Regions from separate parts of the Homo sapiens genome. Here region 1 is linked to region 2. Evidence: read pairs that join two places in POLR2A ChIA-PET (ENCODE). Cell type or tissue: CD4-positive, alpha-beta T cell. All regions are shown on one strand. Links, peaks and the distances in the headings refer to the core of each region. The heading gives the core; the rest is flanking DNA. Region 1 holds the start of LOC105372479 (a long non-coding RNA gene). Region 2 overlaps SLC27A5 (solute carrier family 27 member 5).

Region 1 (16,216 bases), core at 5,288-10,287, 270 kb after region 2:
TCCCTCAGTCTTAAAAGTGGACATAAGATAGCAATGTGTCTTCTTTTGCCCCTGGACCGTGATGTCTGTATGTGATGTGTAGGACAATTACAAGCACACTGGCACCATGAGGAAGCCACCCCAGGAGGTAAAGGCAACATGCTGAGAATGGCACAGCAGAAAAATGGAAAGAACCAGTATCCATGATGGAATGAATCCTCTTTGTGCCACTGAATCAACATTGCCTATGCTCACCTCAGGGACTTTTCATTATGAGATAATAAATGATCTTGTTTGTTTTTATTATAGAAAATTTCAGGCCAGGAGTGGTGGCTCACGCCTGTAATCCCAGCACTTTGGGAGGCTGAGGCAGGCCGATCACGAAGTCAGGAGATCGAGACCATCCTGGTTAACATGGTGAAACCCCGTCTCTACAAAAAATACAAAAAATTAGCCGGGCGTGGTGGCGGGAGCCTGTAGTCCCAGCTCCTTGGGAGGCTGAGGCAGGAGAATGGCCCTGAACCCAGGAGGCGGAGCTTGCAGTGAGCCAAGATCACGCCACTGCACTCTAGCCTGGGCAACAGAGGGAGACTCCGTCTCAAAAAAAAAAAAAGTTCAAGTAAATAAGAACTTTGATGTTACATTTCTGTTTACTGTTTCCATGTCTGTATCAATAATGGAGTCGTCTGAGGAACAACTTTCCCTACATCAGTGTTTATATTATTCAGTTTTAGGCTTAGTGCTTAAGCTTAGTGATCGCCTTTTGTAGGATTGTGTCATAAGAGCAAAGAATGACCATATATTGTTACATTAAAAATGTTACCTTTGGCTGGGCACAGTGGCTTATGCCTGTAATTCCAGCACTTTGGGAGGCTGAGACAGGTGAATCACCTGAGGTCATGAGTGCAAGGTCAGCCTGGCCAACATGGCGAAACCCTGTCTCTACTAAAAATACAAAAACTAGCCAGGTGTGGTGGTGGGCACCTGTAATCCCAGCTACTCAGGAGGCTGAGACAGGAGAATGGCTTGAGCCCAGGAGGTGGAGGTTGCAGTGAGCCGAGATGGTGCCACTGCACTCCTCCAGCCTGCCTCTGACTCAAAAAAAAAAAAAAAAAAAGTTACTTTTACCTTGATGTCTAAATAAAAGGGAAGAAAATCTTTTAAAAGTTATGGCTGGGCACAATGCCTCACACCTGTAACCCCAGAACTTTGGGAGGCTGAGGTTGGAAGATCACTTGAGACCAAGAGGTTGAGGCTGCAGGGAGTGATGATCTTGCCACTATACTCCAGCCTGGATGACAGAGTGAAACCCTGTCTCAATTTAAAAAGTTCATTGGCCAGGTGCGGTCGCTCACGCCTGTAATCCCAGCACTTTGGGAGGCCAAGGCAGGTGGATCACGAGGTCAGAAGATCGAGACCATCCTGGCTAACATGGTGAAACCCCGTCGCCACTAAAAAATACAAAAAATTAGGCCGGGCACGGTGGCTCACGCCTGTAATCCTAGCACTTTGGGAGGCCGAGGCGGGCGGATCACTTGAGGTCAGGAGTTCAAAACCAGCTTGGCCATCATGGTGAAACCCCGTCTCTACTAAAAATACAAAAAAATTAGCTGGGCATGGTGGTGTGTGTCTGTAATCCCTGCTACTCGGGAGGCTGAGGCAGGAGAATAGCTTGAACCCGGGAGGTGGAGGTTGCAGTGAGCTGAGATTGTGTCACCACACTCCAGCCTGGGCAACAGGGAGACTCCATCTCAAAAAAAAAATACAAAAAATTAGCCGGGCATGGTGGCGGGCACCTGTAGTCCCAGCTACTTGGGAGGCTGAGGCAGGAGAATGACGTGAACCCAGGAGGCGGAGCTTGCAGTGAGCCGAGATCACGCCACTGCACTCCAGCCTGGGCAACAGAGCGAGACTCCATCTCAAAAATAAAATAAAATAAATAAAAAGTTCATTAACAGTTTGACTCAAGAATGAGTTATCTGGTGCCTGACATGATTAGAATGCTGCCTGAAAGGCCTTTCTGCACTGATTATATGCATACAGTTTCTCTCTATTATGAATGATCTGGTGTTCCATAAGGTCAGATAGTCTCCTGAAGGCTTTTTCACATTTAGACATTCATGTTGGCTTTTGCCCATATGAATTTTTTGGTGCATACACAATAATAATTCTGTCTGAAAGTTTTTCCACGTTGACTACATTTATAGGCTTCTCTCCAGAATGAGTTATTTGCTGTTCAATAAGGTGAGAATTCTTGCTGCGGGATTTTCCACACCAGTGACATTCATGAGGTTTCTCTCTAATGTGAAATCTCTGATGCCATATAAGTAATCAGCTCCAGCTGATTTCCTACACTCAGGACACTCGCAGTTTCTCACCGGTATGATTTATCTGATGAGCAACAAGTGAGAACTCTAACTGAACCATTTCCAACACTGATTACAGTCACGAAGCTTCTTTCCAGTATGAGTTATTTTATGTGCAACAAGGCCAGAGCTGTATAGAAAGATTTCCTACCTTGACTACATTCATAAGGCTTCTCTCTATTACACTTTCCCTGATGCCAATTAAAATCAAGGATGTCACTGAAATATTTCTCACATTGATTACATGGAATTGTTTTTCTTCAGTATGAGTTTTCTATTGCCCAATTAGATGAGATCTCCTGCTGAAAGCTCTCTGACGTTCCCGATGTTCCCAGAGTCTTCAGTATACGTCTAACAAGGTGGGAGCACCAGGCTGAAAAACTTTCCACATTGATTACATTCATAAATTTTCTATCTGGTATAAGTTGTGATGTGCAACTAGGTGAGAGCTCCATCAAAAAGATTTACCATGTTGAATACATCCATGGGGTTTCTCTCCAGGATGAGTCCTCCCCCTTTGAGAAAGGCAAGAGCTATAAAAGAAGTTTTTCTCAAATTTATTATAATCACATGAATTATTTTATTTTTTTTTTTGAGTCTTGCTTTGTTGCCCAGGCTGTAGTGCAGTGGTGCGATCTCTGCTCACTGCAAGTTCCGCCTCCTGGGTTCATGCCACTCTCCTGCTTCAGCCTCTGGAGTAGCTGGGATTACAGACCCCCGCCACTATGCCTGGCTAATTTTGTTTTTGTATTTTTAGTACAGATGGAATTTCACCGTGTTAGCCAGGATGGTCTCGATCTCCTGACCTCGTGATCCGCCCACCTCGGCCTCCCAAAGTGCTGAGATTACAGGCGGGAGCCACCGTGCCTGGCCAAATTATTTTATCTTTTAAGATTCTCTGGTGTACATTTAGGGATATACTGGGGGTTGTTTTTTGTTTTTTCCTTTTGGCCAGTAGAGATCTAGTGTTGTTCAAGTTGTCTATATTTACTATAGTTATAAAATTTTCCTCCTGTATGACTTTTCTTCTGAATATTAAAGGGTAAAACATGGCAGAAATAAAGATTATTGTTGGCATGCTTATACAGTTTATCTTTTGTTTGCTTTCTTATTAGATGATTAAGGTGAAGCTCTGACAGAAAGTTGGTACACACTCATTTTTGCACAATTTTTCACTTCCATAATTTTTTTTTTTGAGACAGAGTCTCGTTCTGTCGCCCAGGCTGGAGTGCAGTGGTGCGATCTTGGCTCACTGCAACCTCTGCCTCCCAGGTTCAAGCAATTCTCCTTCCTCAGCCTCCTGAGTAGCTGGGATTATGGGCGCGCACCACCACGCCCTGCTAATTTTTGTACTTTTAGTAGAGTCGGGGTTTCACTATGTTGATCAGCTGGTCTCGAATCCCTGACCTCGTGATCTGCCAGCCTCGGCCTCCCAAAGTGCTGGGATTACCGGCATGAGCCACCGTGCCCGACTATAATTTTTCTAATGATTATTGAAATAAACTTATTTTTCAAACTTTTATTCTGTGAGCCAGGTTTATGGAAATATTATAGTATGAATTATCTGGAGTGGAAAAAAGTTGGAACTCAGGAAATAACAGAAAATTCAAATAGAAGATGACATAGACTCCCATCCTGAAATTAAATCTTATGTTTTCATTTTTGGATGACTCTCGTTTTTGCCCAAGTGCATGCTCACTTTTACATGTCTAGAAAAACTTCATACCTTGTGGCTGGGCTCAGTAGCTCACGCCTGTAATTCCAGCACTTTGAGAGGCTGAAGTGGGCAGACCACAAGGTCAGGAGTTCAAGACCAGCCTGACCAACGCGGTGAAACCCTGTCTCTACTAAAAATACAACAATTAGCCAGGCATGGTGGCGGGAGGCTCAGCTACTCGGGAGGCTGAGGCAGGAGAATTGATTGAATCTGGGAGGCAGAGGTTGCAGTGAGCCAAGGTCATGCCATTGCATTCCAGCCTGGGCAACAGGGCAAGACTGTCTAAAAAAAAAAAAAAAAAAAGAAAAAGAAAAAAAAAAACTTCATACATTGAACCTTACATTCATATTTTCTCTTAACTAATTATAGCAGACATCACTTTCAATTTGCTCCAGCCTACTTCTTCCCCCTCATCTGCACCTCTTTCAGTGTAAAATCCTAGCATTCACCTCCCACACTCTTCTCTATTTCCAAACACAACATAAACAATACTGTAGTAAACACCCCCGGACACCCAGAATTAGTGCCTTCATTTCTATAGGTCAGAGCCCCTCCAGTGGGACTGCACAAGTTGAAGGATAAGTGTATTTTTGATTCTCTTAGGTATTACCAAATTACTTTCCAAAGTGAGAATAATAGTCCCTATTCTTTCCAGCATTGGGTATTATCCTTTGTATTTTGCCAGTATTTTGGGTAAAAGTAACATTTTGTGTAATTTGTATTCCCTAGCTACTTGTGATTTCAGGATCTTTACATATTCTTACTGGTTATTTGAGGTTTTGTTTTCTGTGTTTTGTCTAATTAATATTTTTTTCTTTTTTGGCACTTTATAGGCGTTCATGATAGTTTATCAATGTTAATCTCGTCTGTCATTTGTGTAACAAATATTTTTCTCAATACATAGTTTATTCTCTTTTTAAATTTATGGTATCTATTTTAGCATACAAAAAATTCTTTTTAGGCCAGATGCAGTGGCTCATGCTTGTAATCTCAGCACTTTGGGAAGCTCAGGCAAGAGAATCACTTGAGGCCAGTTCAAGACAGCCTGGCCAACATGGCAAAATCCATCTCTACTAAAAATACAATCATCAGCCAGGCCTGGCGGTGCATGCCTGTAATCCCAGCGACTCAGGCGGGTGAGGCATGAGAATCGTTTGAACTCAGGAGGCAGAGGTTGCAGTGAGCCGAGATTGCACCACTGCACTCCAGCCTAGGTGACAGAACAAGACTTTGTCTCGAAAAAAAAAAAAATTCTTTTTATGTAAAGTATGTTGTCTACTCTTCCTTTATGAATAGATCTGAGTTTTTTGTCTTGCTTTAAAAAGTATTGCAAGCCACAGATTTTATGTTTATGTAGTCTTCTAAATTTTCTTTTGCACTTTTTAAAACATGCAAATCTGGCCAGGTGCGGTGACTCAAGCCTGTAATCCCAGCACTTTAGGAAGCCAGGGCGGGTGGATAGCTTGAGGTCAGGAGTTTGAGAACAGCCTGGCCAACATGGTGAGACCCTGTCTCTACTAAAAATACAAAAATTAGCCAGGGCATTATGCCACGCGCCTGTAATCCCAGCTACTAGTGGGGCTGAGCGGGGAGAATCGCTTGAACCTGGGAGGCAGAGGTTGCAGTGAGCCAAGATCTCGGCACTGCATTCCAGCCTGGGTGACAGAGCAAGACTCCATCTCAAAATATAAAAAAAATTTTAAAAACATACAAATCATTAGTCTATTAGGAATTACTTTTGTTTGAGGTCTGATGCAGGCATCAGCTTACTGGGAAAGCTAGAATTCTCCCAAAATCACTTTTCAAATAAGCTATCATTTTTCTTCCACACATCCATTTGTCAATTCTTATAATAATACCATTCTGTAGCCGGGAGTGGTGGCGGACGCCTGTAATCCCAACTACTGGGGACGCTGAGGCAGGAGAATCGCTTGAATCCGGGAGGCGGGGGTTGTAGTGAGCCAAGATCGCGCCATTGCACTCCAGCCTGGGTGAGGGAGTGAGACTCCGTGTCAAAAAAATAAATCAATAGGCCGGGCACGGTGGCTCACTCCTGTAATCCCAGCACTTTGGGAGGCCGAGGCGGGTGGATCACGAGGTCAGGAGATCGAGACCATCCTGGCTAACACAGTGAAACCCCGTCTCTACTAAAAATACAAAAAATTAGCTGGGCATAGTGGCGGGCACCTGTAGTCCCAGCTACTCGGGAGGCTGAGGCAGGAGAATGGCGTGAACCCGGGAGGCAGAGCTTGCAGTGAGCCGAGATCGTGCCACTGCACTCCAGCCTGGGCGACAGAGCGAGACTCCGTCTCAAAAATAAATACATAAACAAACAAATAAATAATAATATAATACCATTCTGTTGAGATTATAATGACATTTTAATATCAAGCAAGGCCGGTTCCTTGACTGTTATTTTGATTATAATTTTCTTGGCTGTCAGACTGTCATAAGCATTTATTTTTCCTTTTGATCTTTTAAATCATTTTCTTTTTTTTTTTTTTTTTTTTTTGTGAGACGGAGTCTCGCTCTGTCACCCAGGCTGGAGTGCAGTGGCGCAATCTTGGCTCACTGCAAGCTCCGCCTGCCGGGTTCACGCCATTCTGCTGCCTCAGTAGCTGGGACTACAGGCGCCCACCACCACGCCCAGCTAATTTTTTGTATTTTTTGTATTTTTAGTAGAGATGGGGTTTCACCATGTTAGCAAGGATGGTCTCGATCTCCTGACCTCGTGATCCACCTGCCTCGGCCTCCCAAAGTTCTGGGATTACAGGTGTGAGCCACCATGCCCGGCCTGAAGCATTCTTGCATTCCTGAGTTTAAATATACTGTCATCCTTTTGATAAATTGTTGAGTGTGATTTTTTTTTTGTTTTTTTTTTTGAGACGGAGTCTCACTCTTGTCGCCCAGGCTGGAGTGCAGTGACTCCATCTCAGCTCACTGCAACTTCCGCCTCCCGGGTTCAAGCAATTCTCCTGCCTCAGCCTCCTGAGTAGCTGGGATTACAGGCACCCACCACCACGCCTGGCTAATTTTTGTACTTTTAGTAGAGATGGGGTTTTGCCATGTTGGCCAGGCTGGTCTCGAACTCTTGATCTCAGGTGATCTGCCCACCTTGGCCTCCTAAAGTGCTGGGGTTACAGGCATGAGCCACCACGCTTGGCTCTTTTTTTTTTTTTTTTAAGACAGAGTGTTGCTCCATCACCTAGGCTGGACTGCAGTGTTGTGATCTTGGCTCACTGCAACCTCTGCCTCCCGGGTTCAAGCAATTCTCCTGTCTCAGCCCCCCGAGCAGCTGTGATTACAGACGTCTGCCAGCACACCCGGTTAATCTTTGTATTTTTAGTAGAGATGGCGTTTCACCATGTTGGCCAGGCTTATCTCGAACTCCTGACCTCAGGTGATCTGCCCGCGCCTCAGCCTCCCGAAGTGCTGGGATTACAGGCATGAGCCACTGTGCCTGGCCCTATGTTCTTTCATCCCTCTGAAATTTAACTTTCTGTATGGTATGATGGAGGTCTGACTTAATTTTCTTCCAGACAACTATATACTCTCCCAGCACATTTTCAGAACATTCCCTCTTTTCTGGATAACTTAAAAATGGCTGCTTTATCATATGCCACAAATGCCATCTCTACATAGCTTTGTTGCATTGCTCTGTCTCTGTCTGCTCCAGGGTCACAGTTTTAATTACTTCAGCTTAACAATACACACTTTCATTTTGGTAAGACATTCCGTACATTGTTCTTCCTGTTCAAAATTGTCTTAACTTCTGCCATTTTCCCCTTGTAGATGATGATAATGATGATGATTTTGAGATGGAGTCTCACTCACTCTGTTGTCCAGCCTGGAGTGCAGTGGCATGATCTCGGATCAGTGCAACCTCTGCCTCCTGTGTTCAAGGGATTCTCCTGCCTCAGGATTCTGAGTAGTTGGGACTACAGGTGTGCCTGGCTAATGTTTGTATTTTTGGTAGAGAACGGATTTCTCCAGGTTGCCCAGGCTGGTCTCGAACTCCTGACCTCGAGTGATCCACCCACCTCAGCCTCCCAAAGTTTTAGAATTACAGGTGTGAGCCACTGCGCTGGGCCTTTAACCAACTGTATTTAACTCACGTTTATTTTGGCAAGTAAATAACCAAAAGGCCCCACCCCCCCACCCCTCTTTTTTTGAGACAAGGTCTCCCTCTGCTGGCCAGGCTGGAGTGCAGCGGTACAATCACAGCTTACTGCAGCAGCCAACTCCTGGGCTCAAGCGATCCTCCCAAGTAGCTAGGACTACAGGTGTGTGCCACCATGCCCAGCATTTTTTTTTCCCAGATATGCAGTCTTGCTGTGTTGCCCAGGCTGATCTCGAACTCCTGGGCTCAAGCGATTCACCCGTCTGGGCCTCCCAAAGTGCTGGGATTACAGGCCTGACCCACAGGGCGCGACCCAAATGATCCCTTTTAAATCAGTTTATAAATTTTGAATTTTAACGCATGGATTTAAAAAAATTATTCAGCAGGCCGGGCGCGGTGGCTCACGCCTGTAATCCCAGCACTTTGGGAGGCTGAGGCGGGCAGATCACGAGGTCAGGAGATCCAGACCATCCTGGCTAACACGGTGAAACCCCGTCTCTACTTAAAAAAAAAAAAAAAAATTAGCAGGGCGTCGTGGCGGGCGCCTGTAGTCCCAGCTACTCCGGAGGCTGAGGCAGGAGAATGGCGTGAACCCGGCAGGCGGAGCTTGCAGCGAGCCGACATGGCGCCACTGCACTCCAGCCTGGGCGACAGAGTGAGACTCCTTATCAAAAAGTAAATAAGTAAATAATAAAAATTATTATTCAGCAAATAAGACTGAGGATCCTGGATATGGCAAAACACAAACTGGTGTAGTAAGCATCTCGATATTCCCCCTGCCGGGCGTGCCTAGAGATGCGTGGTCCCGGCAGAGCTACTCACATTTCTTTCAAGTTTCTGCTCAGGACACAGCTCGAGTCCCCCAGCACCCCTACCATCATCACCACTACCACAGCTGAGTGATGCGCAGCCCAACCCTTCACCAAGAGTCCGTGGCCAGGCCAGGCTGGGCGTCTAGGACCGGCAGGCGCTGGGCCATTCCCAAGGTGGGAACGGGATGCTTCTCACCTGTGATTGAGGACCAGGCCAGCTCAGCGCTTGTGCGCCTGAGCCTAATGAGGAGACCCGGGCGGGGCCTGGCGGTTGCACAGACCAACGGCTCCCTAGGGCCCCAATCCCCTAGGAGCCTGTGACCACCTGTCTCCAGTCTGGGCTCTCACTGTTACCGGAAAGGGAGTCCCGATCCAGATCTCAAGAGAGGGTTTGTGGATCTCATGCAAGAAAGAATTCAAGTCCAGTCCATAAAGTGAAAGCAAGTTTATTAGGAAAGTAAAGGAATAAAGAATGGCTACTCCATAGACAGAGCAGCCCCGAGGACTGCTGGTTGCCCATTTTTATGGTTATTTCTTAATGATATGCTAAACATCGGGTGGATTATTCACGCCTCCCCTTTTTAGACCATATAGGGTAACTTCCTGACGTTGCCATGGCATTTGTAACTGTCATGGCCCTGGTGAGAGTGTAGCAGCGAGGACGACCAGAGGTCACTCTCATCGCTATCTTGGTTTTGGTGGGTTTTGGGCGGCTTCTTTATTGCAAGCTGTTTTATCGGCAAGGTTTTTATGACCTGTATCTTGTACCGACCTCCTATCTCATCCTGTGACTAAGAATGCCTTAACTTACTGGGAATGTAGCCCAACCGGTCTTAGCCTTAGTTTAGAGAGTCCCTATTCAAGATGGAATTGCTCTGGTTCAAACACACCTGACACTACCCCCCAGGCCGAGGACGGGGTCCCCAGGGGCAGGCGAGCCTCCACAGATCCGGGGCCATTCATCTCTGCAGCGGCCGCAGCCAGCCGCCAGGGTGCCCTGCTCCCAGGTGTAGCCAAAATGGCCCTGAGTCTGTTTCCACCAGGCCCGGGAGCGAGAAGAGGCGCAAGACGCTGATTGGGCCAGGCACCGGCACACGCAAGTAGCGGTATGGAGGAGGCAAGAATCTGGTTGGGCAAGACAAGGAACTAACCGGGCAGGCGAGACGCTGATTGGATGAGGCAGGTTGCTTATTTGCCAAAGCGTGACTCTTACCCGGCAACGTGTGTCGCCGCTTGATCGCAGCGGTGCGGTGATTGGGTAGGTCAGTTCTGGCGGGCCGCGCGCGCGGGCTTTGGGGACGTGTCGTTTCCGGCCTCCAGCGTGAAGCCGACTGTGGGCTCTGGAATAGTCGGCGGTTGTGTGTCCTGGTGCTCGAAGCTTAGCCGGGCGACGCTTCGGGAGAGAGGCAGAACCAGCCTCCCAGAGTTGTGGGCTCGGCTGGATCGCGACTCCGCCATTAACCCCTCCGCCAACGTCCCCGCTTGTCGTCCTCCCTCGGGCCCTGGTCAGCCTCCCCAGGGCCTGCAGCCTTTGACGCACTTCGAGGTGGAGACCTGGCCTTGGAAAGTACCCGGGGAGCCACTCCGTAGCCTGTGCAATGAGGATGGACCCTCCTCACTCGGACCCATGCTGGCCATGCTGAATGGCCCCGCAAATTCTCGCGAGCTGCGAGGGAAGGTAAAATTTCGCACAGCATCAAATACCACAACCCCGAGTGTGGTTTTACACCTTAAGAAAGAAAGATCACACTATTGGAGGGTAACTTTTGTGTGGTACAAATGTCAGTTATTTTGTTTTTGGATGCACTGTAGTCCACGGAGGCATTTTTTTTTGTAAGCATTACACCCCTAGAAAAAGAATCCCAGGATTTTCCCTTTTGTGTATTTTTGTCTTGCTGCTTCGTGGTCCATGATGCCGGCTGAAGTCAGTACAATGAAACCAAACTGGCAGGATGGAAGCAGATTATTCTGCCGTTTTTCTAGAACTTTGAGTACATCAAATCTGGGGCTGATCATTCCACACTTGTTTAACATGCCTGTGAGGTTCACGACAATTTCCCCAGCTCTGTGATCATCAGTGATGTCAAATTTACCAATGTAACCATGCTTCATCATCACAATTAGAAACCGGAGAATGTCTTTGGAGCACCTCCTAGTAATAATCTGTCTTTTGCCTCTCTTCAGCATTGTTGATCCTCTTGAGAACATCAGACAGGATATTCATCCGCACCTTGACGACGGCACCAAAGGATGGTGGAAAGAGAGATTTTTAAAAAATCAAATCTTCTGTTACTTTGTATTCAGAAGAAAACTATGCAAAGATTAACATAAAATTAAAAGTATGGAAATCCAGATTTTAGTAAAACCTATTAAAATTAATCAGAGTTTGCTCAACTGGCTAGATCCAGGATACATAGTCTCTGCATTAAAAATCAGCCACAAAGGAACAAAGAGAACAAAATTACTTTTTAATCCTTCTTGGTAAATGATACAGACACTCTTGTTGAACAAATAAGTGGATGTGCTGGAATTAATTGGTCCCACTCTTTGGTTCATTCTTGAGAGGTGATATTGTAGAGTTCTGAATGGCTGAAGAGGCTGTTTTTACCAACATCCCTGGGCAAGTTCCTCAACTGCATGTGTTCTCAAAGAAGCTAACATCTTTGTAACCTCTTTTTACAATTTTTAAATTTATTTTTGAGACAAGGTCTCACTCCCACACAGGCTGGAGTGCAGAGGTGCTATCATAGCTCACTGCAGCCTCAAACTCTTAGGCTCGAGCATTCCTCCTACCTCAGCCTCCTGAGTAGCTGGGACTACAGGTGCATCACCACACCTGGCCTTTTTTTTTTTTTTTTTTTCCAGACAGGATCTTGCCATGTTCCCCAGGCTGATCTCTAACTCCTGGCCTCAGATGATCCTCCCAGAGTTCTGGGATTACAGGCGTGAGCCACTGTGCCCAGCGTCATGTACCTTTTCACTGGTGTACTGGATATATGGAACGTGGACCCTCCAGGCATTAATCTTCTTTCTGACAATCACAGACCCAGTGAGGAGCAGAGCCAGGATTTAAACTACATCTAATAATTGTGTCTAGTGGGTCAGCTCCCACATGTGCAGCCTCTCTCCCTGCCTTCCTCTTCCTGTCTTGCAAGCACAGGTGGGGATACACAGTATTTAAAGGTAAATGCTGGCATACTTGTAGACCTTTTTAACCAGAGTTGGCCACCACACTCTCCTGCCTTTCTTAACCTTGGTACTCTCCCTTCAAGAGATGGAGTTTAACCCCCTTCCCACTGAATCCGGCTGGCCTTAGTGACTGGCTTGTAAAGGATAGACTGTCCTGGGGTGACACCATGTGACCTAGGCTGGGTCAGAAAAAGCCATGCTGTTTCTGCCTAATACTGTTGGAACCCTGGCTCTTTGGATGAGAGAACCTAACACAACTGAACTCAGCCTTAGAGCCACCTCAAGCCCAGGTGCCAGCCATGAGATGAGCCATTCCATACCTTGGAATGGACCCACTGGCCTTGTACTTTGTAGTTCCAATCAGCTCTCCCATACCCTAGTATGTTCTCCCCCTTTCCTATTCCTGGGTCCCTTATTTTCCCAGACCCAGCTCAAACCATCATCTCAGTTCCTGAAGCCATCACTAAAACTTTGGACTCACCCCTCAGTCTAGGATTTGGAATCTGGGAATTTTTAGTTTACCAGGTTCTAATCTCAAGGGTCCCATTCTTTGGTTCATTCTTGAGAGGTGATATTGTAGAGTTCTGAACAGCTGAGGAGGCTGTTTTTACCAACTAACGTCCCTGGGCAAGTTCTTCAACTGTGTATGTTCTCAAAGAAGCTAACATGTGCCATATTAAAGTGCTGAAATGACTAGAAGCAACATAGCAACCACAAGCCCTGTGCCCAATGTGTGAATGGCAATAGGGCTGCTGGTGTACCACCATCATTCTCCAGGCACATGGGCTCAAGGTATCTACTCTGGTCCTGTCTCCAAGGGTTTTTCACTTCTGCAGAGAAAGGAGGTACTCTCATCCTAGATGGCACGACTGCACCTCACCCTTGTTGGCAAGACCCAAGGGTTCTAAAGAGGCTATGCAGAGTAGCACTCAACCAGTGTCTTGAACCTAAGTATTTTTGATCCAGAGTTTTATGTTAAATGTTACATGGAACTCAAGAGCAAAGGTGGAGCCTAGAACAAGGAATGGAGCGGGTCATATACTGTGGGCTATGTGACCTGGAGAAAGAATGTGAACTGTGGGCAAGTACATGCTCTAGTATTGCCAGTGTCTTTTTGCTTAACTTAGTGATGGGCTCCTGGCCAGAGCAGTTGCCTTCCTTGTGATAGTCTCTCAGGAAAAATGGAAACACAAACCAAATGAAGCTAGGCATGGTGGTGCATGCCTATAGTCCCAGCTACTTGAAAGACTGAGCCAGGAGGATCTTTGAGCCCAGGTGATCCTTTGAGCCCAGGTGTTCGAGGCTACAGTAAGCTATGATTCTACCTCTGCACTCAAACCTGGGTGACAGGATGAGATTCTGTGCGAAAAATAACAAAAGAAACATGAATATTCCCAGGAAGCCCCACACTTGCCTGGGGTTTCCAGCCCTTTGGGTTTAAATTTTCCTTACCTCCACCTAACCATATCATGACAACCCCCTAAGGAGCAGAAAGATTCAGTCATCCCAACTCACATAGTATCTTGTGCCCAAGGTGCTGCAGCCTTGCACAGAATCTTCTAGAACTATCTGATGATCTCCTTCCTTGTGTTTTAATGTTGCTTAAATATTAATCATTACTATAGAGATATTTAAGCAGGCAGGAAATACACAGGTTCTACACAGACATAGATCAATAGTTTATTTATCCACATTATCTTTTAATCCTTAATTCATACACATAAATACTGTGGTACTGTGGATGTAATATCAGTGCAGATTATTAATTACCTGGCTTTTTAAAGTTATTATATAACATTTTCAGATTTTATTAATCTCACTTTTAATGACTAAATGAGTGAACAAACAATATCAAGTGAATGGGAAATCTTTTTTCCAAATGATGTTAATAACTCCTCACTCATTTTCTTATTTATTCATTATGTGCTGGGCAGTCTCCTCAGTTGTCCTTTGGTTTTGGGAATGTCCTCACTCAATACTTCCCTTTCACATTCAGTCCTGATTCACAAGCAGGCCTGTGCATGTTATATTGCAGGGTCAAGCTGAAAAGGCAAGGTTTCTTCAACTGGCTTGAGAGCTATGAGGTAGGCTGTTTCTTCTTTCGCTTTGTCCTATTGTGGGTTCTCTGGTGCCCAATAAGGTGTGAGCTCTGGGTGAAGGCCTTTCCACATTTGTTGCATGCATATGGGCGCTCCCCGGTGTGAGTCCTCTGATGTCTGATGAGGTGGGAGCTCTGGCGGAAGGCTTTTCCACAGTCCTGACACTTGTAGGGCTTAGCGCCAGTGTGAGTCCTCAGGTGCTGGGAGATGGCTGAGCGATCATTGAAGGTCCTCCCACACTCCTGACATTCAAATGGTCTCTCTCCAGAATGAACTCTCTGATGCTGTGTGAGGGAAGAGCTCTGAACAAATCCTTTCCCACAGTCTTGACACACATAGGGCCTCTCTCCGGTATGGATTTTCTTATGCACAGAAAAGTATCTTGGGTTCCGGAATATTTTACCACATTCACTGCATCGGCAAACTTGGCTCCCCTTGTGAATTCTTATAAACGTAATCTGTTTAGTACTCCGACTGAAGGTTTTCCTACAACCATTGCCTTCCTTGGCCTTTTGCCTTTCACAGCTCTTCTGATGAATTTTTACACGTGAATTATGTTTCATACTTTTAACTTGTGAGTCACGTTTGCGCAATCGTTTTCTAGGAGGAATTTTGTGGAGCAAAACTTGGTTTGTGTCAAGAGCGCCACTGTTTGCCTGGGACTCAGGGTTGTCAATTTTCTGGAGCGAAACTTGGTTTGTGTCAAGAGCACCACTGTTTGCCTGGGACTCACGGTTGTCAAAGTGCTTCTTCTGAGGAAGGTCTTTTTCCTGAGCAGACTCCATCTGCTTCAACACTGTGTCTTGGACTTCCTGGACCCCACCCTGCAAGGTATCTTCTAATGTAGAGGACAAGGCACAATCCCTTGAGGATTCTTGTACTTTCAGGCTGGGGGCTGGTTCTTCCTCAGGAATGTCAGAATTTGGAGCTAACTCTTTATTTTCCAGTGTAGTCTCCCACCCTGAAAAAAATAAACAAAAGATGTGGATCCCATAGAGAGATGTGCTGGGATGGGTCTGAGAGCATGAAATGCATAATTAAGTTCAAAAGTCAGGATTTTTTTTTTCTCCCAAATAGAGTCATGCAACCTGGAGAGAGACTGAAAAGCAATGAAGCGGCAGGGAGGGGAGCACTGACCTTGGTGAACAAGGGACAGGAAGGGCAGGGAGTGTCCTCCGAGCTCTTCGAGTTCCTGTTCTCTCATACTCCCTCAGGAGATAGATAGCAAATCACTCCTTCACCGGACCTAAGGCTGCTTCTGGCCACCCAGTGACCTCACCCCTCTAGGTCTACAGTTCCACTTACAGGCCCTGGATGCAGCAAGGGCCCCTTGAGGGAATGCCCAGTGTGGAGTCTAGAGAAGGTGAACACCCCTGACTTGGGGCTCCTGTGGCCTACCAGCCCTGAGGTGGGTGAAGAGGGGGCACAGCCTTACCCACAGAGACCAGGTGCCCAAAGGTCTCCAGCATCACATCGCGGTACTCGGTCCTCTGTGTCGGGCCCAGCAGCCCCCACTCCTCCCGGCTGAAGTCCACAGCCACATCCTGGAAGGTCACTGGCTCCTGTAACATCACATATGTGTCTATGCTCAGCAAGAGGGTCAGAGGGTTGTCAATGAGGGCAGAAGAAAGGCCAGCTGGGAGGTTCTGACAGAGCTCACGGTGCTAGGGACTCTCCTGCTTTGGGGATTTGCTCAGAGACACCAACCCAGGGCCCACAAGAGTTCTACTGGGTCCAAACCAGGGTCTGGGTCTCAGGCTGGGAGGCAGAGCCCTTGCTTCATAAAGAGCTCCAAGTGCAACAAGCAAACAACTCCATCCTAACCACGGCTCTATCCAGCTTGCCCATTGCTGAAATCTTCCCACTGCAGAGGGTTCTCCATCTATTAATACTGTCTTCCCACTTGGTGGAAATGACAACCAAGCCCCTGCCTT
Region 2 (8,332 bases), core at 2,727-7,726:
AATGACAGTGGGCCCTGTAGCAGTGGCAGAATAAACTCAGATGTGTTCACAGAAGTCTGTATGTCTGCGTGGATGAAGGAGCAATGGAGGAGTGCAGGGGCTAGTGCCCTGAAGACCTTATTTTAGGGTCTTCCCTGTCTCCCAGCAAAGAACCTCAGCCATCCCTGTGGGATGACCCTGTCTGTGTAACGCCAAGGGTGTGGGAGGAGCTGGCCAGCCTCGCAGCTGCTCTGAGGTAGAGAGATGAGAACTCTGATTCTCATCTGTGGGTCTTTGGTGGGCCACTGAGGCGGTGGCTGGGCCAGTGGATGTGGATAACTCCCCTGTGAAGTGCTGTGGATACACAATCTGACAAAGCCTGGAGGTTGCTGGACTGAGGCTAGAAGGGCAAGCAGGAGGTAACTGGGGGAGGAGTGTCCCTGGCACTGTGAACGGCACGTGTAGAGGCCCTGGGGCAAGCTTTGTAGGTGGGGAGCAGTGGGAGCAGAGGCCTCTGGAAAATGGGAGTCTGCACAGTCTCAGGAGTTGGACCTGCTACCCGAAGCCTAGTGGAGATGTAGGTGGGGGTGTGTGGGTGCTGAGCCTCTGCCTCCAAGGCTTCTCGGCCCAGTAGGAACTGAAGGTGAGGCTACAGACACTGGAACAGTTGTGGTGGTGCCAGGCCGGTGGTCCATGGGTTAACTTTGGGAGCACAGCTGGGGTGATGATGGTGAGAAAAGGAACCCCACAGCAGTAAACGCCATATGCAAAGGGCTGTCCGTGGGCAGTGCTGCAGACTGCGACCCTGCCCATCCCTTCTCGTGTGCATAGTAAACACACCCCACAGCAATGCTTAAGCACACCTGAGAATGGCCCTGTGTGGCAGACGCACCTGAGTGTGGTTCAGAGTTCCCAGCTAAGGAATCTCAGAGATTCATTCCTTATTTTTGAGGAACATCTGGGTCCTTAGCCCTGTCCCATGGAATGCTGGTGGTATAAGGGATCCTGGCCTTTTGCTTTCAGTTAAATGAAGGTTGCCAGGGGGAGGATGTTAAGTGAAAATGCCATATAAACTGCATGCTTTTTGCAAGTGGTTCTCCTGCCCAGCCCACCGCCCCTGGACTCTCCCCGGTATGTAAGCCCCCAGTAAAACCCTACATCTTGTTTGCTGGCTCTTAGTCTCTTCTTCGGCCTCTTGAACCTGGTGCCGTCCCCATTGGAGTCAGTAGGGGTTTGGCACAATACTGTGCTCTCCCGTGCCTCAGCCTCCTCATCAGGCTATGGGCCACTTTGAGACAGAACTAGCCTTCGAAGGGAGCAGTGCAGGCAGCACCCCACGTGGGCTGTGAGGCAGCTGGGCTTCACAGAGTTCCTGGTAGCATTCGAGGCTCTTCCTGTCAGCCCTGCAGCCTGGAGCTGAGACAGTATCCTTTTCAGTTGGGGTCCCACTATGAGCATCTGTTTGTCATTGGTGGTGGCCGTGCACTGTAATTCTCTTCTGCGAAGTGATAGTTGTTGTGACTTGCTATTTCTGTGCCCTGTGTGGCCAGTGGAGCCCCACATGTTCCCTGAAGAGCCCTGGCCCTTTCATACAACTGGACTTGGATCCTCCCACGCACACAGTAGGTTGTCCAGTTCCTTCATACTCCTCCAGCCTGGGTGACAGAGTGAGACTCCGTCTCAAAAAAAAAAAAAAAAAAAAAAAAGAACCCTCACGTCCTTGTTAGTATAGTGGGAAAAAAAGAAGAATAACCCTTGTGGACTCACCTGGGGCCAGGCTAGAGCTGATACTTTTTTTTTTTTTGAGACAGAGTCTCGCTCTATCACCGAGGCTGTGGTGCAATGGTGCAATCTCAGCTCACTGCAAGCTCCGCCTCCCGGGTTCATGCCACTCTCCTGCCTCAGCCTCCTGAGTAGCTGGGACTACAGGTGCCCGCCACCACGCCCGGCTTTCTTTTTGTATTTTTAGTAGAGAGGGGGTTTCACCGTGTTAGCCAGGATGGTCTAGATCTCCTGACCTCATGATCCTCCCACCTCGGCCTCCCAGAGTGCTGGGATTACAGGTGTGAGCCACTGTGCCTGGCCTAGAGCTGATATCTTCACCACATCTCATGGGATGAGTTGTGTTGTGTTGCTCCCACCATAGTTGAGGAAGCCCCAGCCAAGAGAGGTGCTTTCCCCATGAGTTACTTGCCAAGCCCATTGTTGCAGGTGTTGGATCAGAGGGTGTGGATGTTGTAGAAATATCTCACTGTGGATCCTCAGCTTTACAAGTTCACCAGCACTTTATACAAATCCGTGCCTCCCTAAGCCCTAGCTAGCTTGGGGCATTCATAGTTTTTGCTATTACATTTGCAAGGATTAAAAAATAATATTTGATTAGCTGGGTGTGGTGGTATGCACCTGTAATCCCAGCTACTCAGGAGGCTGAAGCAGGAGAATCGCTTGAACTTGGGAGGTGGAGGTTGTAGTGAGCCAAGATTGCACCACTGCACTCCACTTTAGGCAACAGAGCTGAGAGTCTGTCTCAAAATAATAATAATAATTTTTGAGGCTGGGTGCAGTGGCTGACGCCTGTAATCCCAGCACTTTGGGAAGCCGAGGTGAGTGGATCATGAGGTCAGGAGTTTGAGACCAGCCTGGCCAACATAGTGAAACCCCGTCTCTACTAAAAATACAAAAAATTAGCCAGGTGTGGTGGTGCATGCCTGTAATCCCAGCTACTCAGGAGGCTGAGGCAGGAGAATCACTTGAACTCAGAAGGTAAAAGTTGCAGTGAGCTGAGATGGCGCCATTGCACTGCAGCCTGGGTGACAGGGCAAGACTCCGTCTCAGAAAAAATAAATAGGCGGGCGCGGTGGCTCAGGCCTGAAATCCCAGCACTTTGGGAGGCCAAGGTGGGTGGATCATGAGGTCAAGAGATCGAGACCAGCCTGGCCAACATGGTGAAACCCCGTCTCTACTAAAAATACAAAAAATTAGCTGGGTGTGGTGGCGGATGCCTGTAGTCCCAGCTACTCGGGAGGGTGAGGCAGGAGAATCTCTTGAGCTGGGGAGGCAGAGGTTGCAGTGAGCTGAGATTGCACCACTACACTCCAGCCTGGCGACAGAGCGAGACTCCGTCTCAAAAAATAAAATAAAAATAAATAAATAAATAAATTTAAATAATAATATAATTTTTGGCTGGGTGCAGTGGCTCATGCTTGTAATCCTAGCACTTTGGGAGGCCAGGGTCGGAGGACCACTTCACCCTAGGAGGTCAAGATCAGCCTGGGCAACATAGTGAGACCACGTCTCTAGAAAAAAAATTAAAAGTAAAAAAATTAGCCAGGAGTGGTATTGTGCACCTTTAGTCCTAGCTACTGGGCAGGCTGAGGCAGGAGGATGGCTTAAGCCCAGGAGTTTGAGGTAACAGTGAGCTATCATTGTGCTGCTGCACTCCATCCAGCCTGGGCAACAGAGGCAGGACCCTGTCTCTAAAATAAATAAAAATTTTAAAACTTTTTCTTATTCCCCCACTAGACTACAGATCTATGAAGTGTTTTTTATTCAATATATCACACACGTTATTCCTTTTCTCTTTTACTTTCCAAACAATTTTATTTAAAAAAAACCTGCAGTACAGTATTAAAAAGCAATACATTCAGCAGGAGTGACAACCAACAGAAACAAAGGGAGGAGGGTACGGAATACCAGGGACCCTACCTCAACTGATCCTCAGGGCTGGAGGCCAGGGGCAGACTGGGAGGAGCACGGGTGGTGGGGAAGGGAGAAAAGGGCACCCACCAAAATGAACAGGCAGAACAAAACATTTATATAGGAAATGTCTAGTTGAACTTGAGGATCTTGGGGAGACGGAAAAGCACCTTTTTTTTTTTTTTCCAAAAATATCCTGGACTATCAGGGAGGGTTGGCCTCCTGGGGCGAAATGAGCAGGCAGAGCCCTACCCTACACTCTACTATTGTGGAGGGGATGTGCTGGGGGCTGGTGACACACATTTTATTCTTCTTTTTTTTTTTTTTTTTTTTTGAGATGGAGTCTCACTCTTGTTGCCTAGGCTGGAGTGCAGTGGCACTATCTTGGCTCACTGCAAACTCCGCCTCCCGGAACCAAGTGATTCTCCTGCCTCAGCCTCCTGAGTAGCTGGGATTACAGGCACACACTACCACACCTGACTAATTTTTGTATTTTTAGTAGAGACGGGGTTTCACCATCTTGACCAGGCTGGTCTTGAACTCTTGACCTCGTGATCCACCCACGTCGGCCTCCCAAAGTGCTGGGGTTACAGGTGTGAGCCACTGCACCCTTTTTTTTTTTTTTTTTTGAGACGTAGTCTCACTCTGTCACCCAGGCTGGAGTACAGTTGCACAATCTGGGCTCACTGCAACCTCTGCCTCCCAGGTTCAAGTGATGCTCCTGTCTCAGCCTCCTGAGTAGGTGGGATTACAGGCATGTGCCACCAGGCTCAGCTAATTTTTGCATTTTTTTGGTAGAGATGGGGTTTCACTATGTTGGCCAGGCTGGTCTCGAACTCCTGACCTCAGGTGATCTGCCCGCCTTGGCCTCCCAACGTGCTGGGATGACAGGCGTGAGCCACCACACCCAGCGTATTCTTAATTTCATTCTATAAGTCTTTCTGTTTCTCCTGTCCCAAGCTGCTGTAATTAGCATAGGCTTGTAATATATATATATATATATATATATATATATATATATATTTTTTTTTTTTTTTTTTTTTTCTTTTTCTTTCTCTCTTTTTTTTTTTTTTTTTTTTTTTTTGAGAAGGAGTCTCTCTCTGTTGTCCAAGCTGGAGTGCAGTGGCTTGATCTCAGTTCACCGCAACCTCTGCCTCCCAAGTTGAAGCGATTCCCCCACCTCAGCCTCCTGAGTAGCTGGGATTATAGGTGTATGCCGCCACTCCTGGCTAATTTTTGTATTTTTAGTAGAGATGGAGTTTCACCATGTTGGCCGGGCTGGTCTCGAACCCCTGACCTCAGGTGATCCACCTGCCTCGGCCTCCCAAAGTGCTGGGATTACAGGTGTGAGCCACTGCACCTGGCGGAATTCCTACTCTTTACTTTTATTTCAAAACCTTCTTAGCTAGTCATGTGTCAGAACTCTTTCCCATTTATGTCTTTTCCCCCCAAAATTGCTGGTTAGGTATAGAAGTAAAAGGTGGTGGAGGGCACCATGCTTTCTTTATATTCTTATGGGTGGCTGCTAGTGTGGGGACTGGTTTTTTTGTTTTTTTTTTTCTTTTTTGAGATAGGGTCTCGCTCTGTCACCCAGGCTGGAGTGCAGTGGCACCATCATCGCTCACTGCACCCTTGACCTCCTAGGCTCAAGTGATCCCCCCCAGTAGCTGGGGCTGCAGGCATGCACCATCATGCCTTGCTAATTAAAAAAAACATATTTTCTTTTGTAGAGTTGGGATCTTACTGTGTTACCCAGGCTGGTCTCGAACTCCTGGGCTTAAGCGATCGTCTTGCTTCAGCTTCCCAAAGTGCTGGGATTATAGGAGTGATTCACTGTCCTAGGAAGGATTGTTTCTTTCTTTCTTTCTTCCTTTTTTTTTTTTTTTTTTTTTTTTTTTGAGATGGAGTCTAGCTCTGTCTCCCAGGCTGGAGTGCAGTGGCGCAATCTCGGCTCACTGCAAGCTCCGCCTCCCAGGTTCACGCCATTCTCCTGCCTCAGCCTCCTGAGTAGCTGGGACTACAGGCGCCCGCCACCACGCCTGGCTAATTTTTTTTTTTTTGTATTTTTTAGTACAGACGAGGTTTCACCGTGTTACCCAGGATGGTCTCGATCTCTTGACCTCGTGATCCGCCCCCCCCTTAGCCTCCCAGAGTGCTGGGATTACAGGCGTGAGCCACTGTGCCCGGCCCCAGGAAGGATTCTTGAAGTATCGGTGGATGCCCTCATGGGAGGACCAGTGACTCTCACGAAAAGCAGCCTTTGTTGTCCAAGTGAATAAATAATGCCTTTCATGTAAGCATGTGAGAAATACAGGCAGATGCTGTAGCGATGGCTCAGATGGTGACGTTTCTTACAGACTTTACCAAGTCCACGGTTTCTTCTCATCCTGCCTTTTCCTGGATGCCCGTGTTAAGTTCCCCGCTCCCACCCCTAATGACAGATGACTTCTCCCACCGACTTTCCGTATCCGACATTATGCTCTCGGGTTTGATGGTTCAAGATGACTTTTTCTCTATGAATGAATAAGTCAATGATGATTAACAGTGGTGGTAATGAGAGGTACCTCCTCACACAGATCCCTCTCTGCCTTGCTAGAACTTGCCTTACCCTGGTGAGGGTGCTCTGAAAAGGCATGGACGTGGCTGCTGGTCCTGCCTCTGGACCCACAGTGACTAGGGTCTCTCTGTTTTCTGACATGTCCAGGGAGGGCTGGGCAGAGCCTCATGGGTTAGAGGTGTGGGTCACGTCTCTGCTGTCCATGCTGGGAGTGAGTCATTGACAAGAGGGCCATGGAGAGGGCCTTTTCGGAAGGGCGGTTGGAAGGAACCTTCTGGAAGGGTGGCGTGGTGATCGTAGCCTGAGAGGCTGGATATGAGGAAATAGCAGGTGTGGCAGGAGGGGGATTCTTAGGGCCCATCTGGTGCTGGGGAGTAGGACTGACAGACCTGGTCCAGACAGGCCAGCAGGAAGTCAAGACTGAAGAGAGGGTTCCAGAGACCTGGGGAGGGGTCAAAAAGTGAGATAAGTGGGGCACCCACAGAAGGAGAGATGGTCTTGGAGCTCACAAGCAGCGGCGGGCACCAATGTCTGTGCAGTCATGTTCAGACACTGTTGGTGTTGCCGAGACCACGGAAAACACAAGCCCTGTGTGAAAGTGAACTGACCCCCACACCATGCCCAGTGCCCTTTGGCATCTGCTGTAGTAGGAGGAGGCTGCAGCCTGTGCAAACCCCAGGAAGGGGCTCGATTCTTGCAGATGGCACCAACTACAGAGGAATGGAGCTGGTGATGGACACTGGTAGGCAGGACTTCTCAAGTATGGTTCCAGGTGATAAACGGGGCTGTGTGGATGAACATCTATTAATGTAGACATTATCTATTTTAAGGTGACTTGAAATACTGTTTATTTTATTATTGCAAGATGTGGAAATTTACTTTAAAATAAATGTATGGGGCCGGGAGTGGTGGCTCACGCCTGTAATCCCAACACTTTGGTAAGGTGAGGCAGACAGATCCCTTGAGGCCAGGAGTTTGAGACCAGCCCGGCCAACAGGGCAAAACCCCATCTCTACTAAAAATATAAAAATTAGCCGGGCGTGGTGGCCTGTGCTTGTAATCCCAGCTACTTGGGAGTCTGAGGCAGGAGAATTGCTTGAATCTGGGAGGTGGAAGTCGCGCTGAGCCAAGATCATGCCACTGCACTCCAGCCTGGGCGACACAGCAAGACTCTGTCTCAAAAAAAATAAAAATAGGCATTTCTCTTTTTTTGAGACAGAGTCTTGCTCTGTTGCTCAGGATGGAGTGCAGTGGCATGATCTCAGCTCACTGCAACCTCCACCTCCCAGGTTCAAGCGATTCTCCTGCCTCAGCCTCCTGAGTAGCTGGGATTGCAGGCGTCCACCACCACGCCTGGCTAATTTTTTTATTTTTAGTAGAGATGGGGTTTCACCATGTTGGCCAGGATGGTCTCGATCTCCTGACCTCGTGATCCACCCGCCTCGACCTCCCAAAGTGCTGGGATTACAGGCGTGAGCCACTGCGCTTGGCCTAATTTTTGTATTTTTTTTTTCCAAGATGGAGTCTTGCTCTGTCACGCAGGCTAGGGTGCAGTGGCATGATCTCGGCTCACTGCAACTTCCGCCTCCCGGGTTCAAGCAATTCTCCTGCCTCAGCCTCCCAAGTAGCTGGGATTACAGGCACGTGCCACCATGCCCGGCTAATTTTTGTATTTTTAGCGGAAATGAGTTTTTGCCCTGTTGGCCAGGCTGGTCTCAAATTATAGATCTTGGGTGATCCGACCACCTCGGGTGATCCGACTGCCTCGGCCTTTCAAAGTGCTGGGATTACAGGTGTGAGCCACTATGCCCGCCAAGAGCTCCATGTTTTAAAAGGGATCATGTAGCTAGATCAGCCCCCCCACACCCCCAGATAATCATATAGTCTATTTTAAGTTCAACTATGGGGCCAGGTATGGTGGCTCATGCCTATAATCTGAGAGCTTTGGAAGGCTGAGGCAGGAGGATGACTTGAGGCCAGAAATTTGAGACCATCCTGGACAGCACAGCAAGACTCTGTCTCAAAAAAAAAAAAAAAAAAAAAAGGCGAGGTCTGGTGGCACGTGCCTGTTGTCCTAGCTACTGGGGAGGCTGAAGTGGG

The links. ChIA-PET counts read pairs that join two places held together with the same protein. Peaks named below come from ENCODE experiments on the same cell type or tissue, not always from the same donor. Only the 100,000 strongest peaks of a DNase experiment are listed, where the experiment ranks them.
Region 1: POLR2A ChIA-PET joins it to region 2 with 6 read pairs; 2 of 35 experiments call an interaction of 5 or more read pairs at or near these places.

What each region holds. Positions count from the first base shown.
Region 1 is chr19:58,211,188-58,227,403 of GRCh38, reverse strand. It overlaps ZNF274 (zinc finger protein 274), which reads right to left. Exons shown (of 8, transcript NM_133502.3): 7 at 15,718-15,844; 8 at 13,842-15,243. The coding sequence ends at 14,261. LOC105372479 (a long non-coding RNA gene) reads left to right here and starts at 10,583. Exons shown (of 2, transcript XR_936125.4): 1 at 10,583-10,672; 2 at 11,179-11,370. It also overlaps the pseudogene RPS15AP36 and the pseudogene LOC100419847. In CD4-positive, alpha-beta T cell, for the core only: no CTCF peak of the experiment used is centred there; a DNase peak (open chromatin) is centred at 8,253; H3K27me3 peaks cover 536 bases.
Region 2 is chr19:58,490,055-58,498,386 of GRCh38, reverse strand. SLC27A5 (solute carrier family 27 member 5) reads left to right here. Exons shown (of 10, transcript NM_012254.3): 10 at 1-54. It also overlaps the pseudogene RN7SL693P. Among named protein-coding and RNA genes, the nearest start is that of SLC27A5, 18 kb to the left of the region's middle. RefSeq lists a silencer at 8,231-8,332. In CD4-positive, alpha-beta T cell, for the core only: no CTCF peak of the experiment used is centred there; no DNase peak of the experiment used is centred there.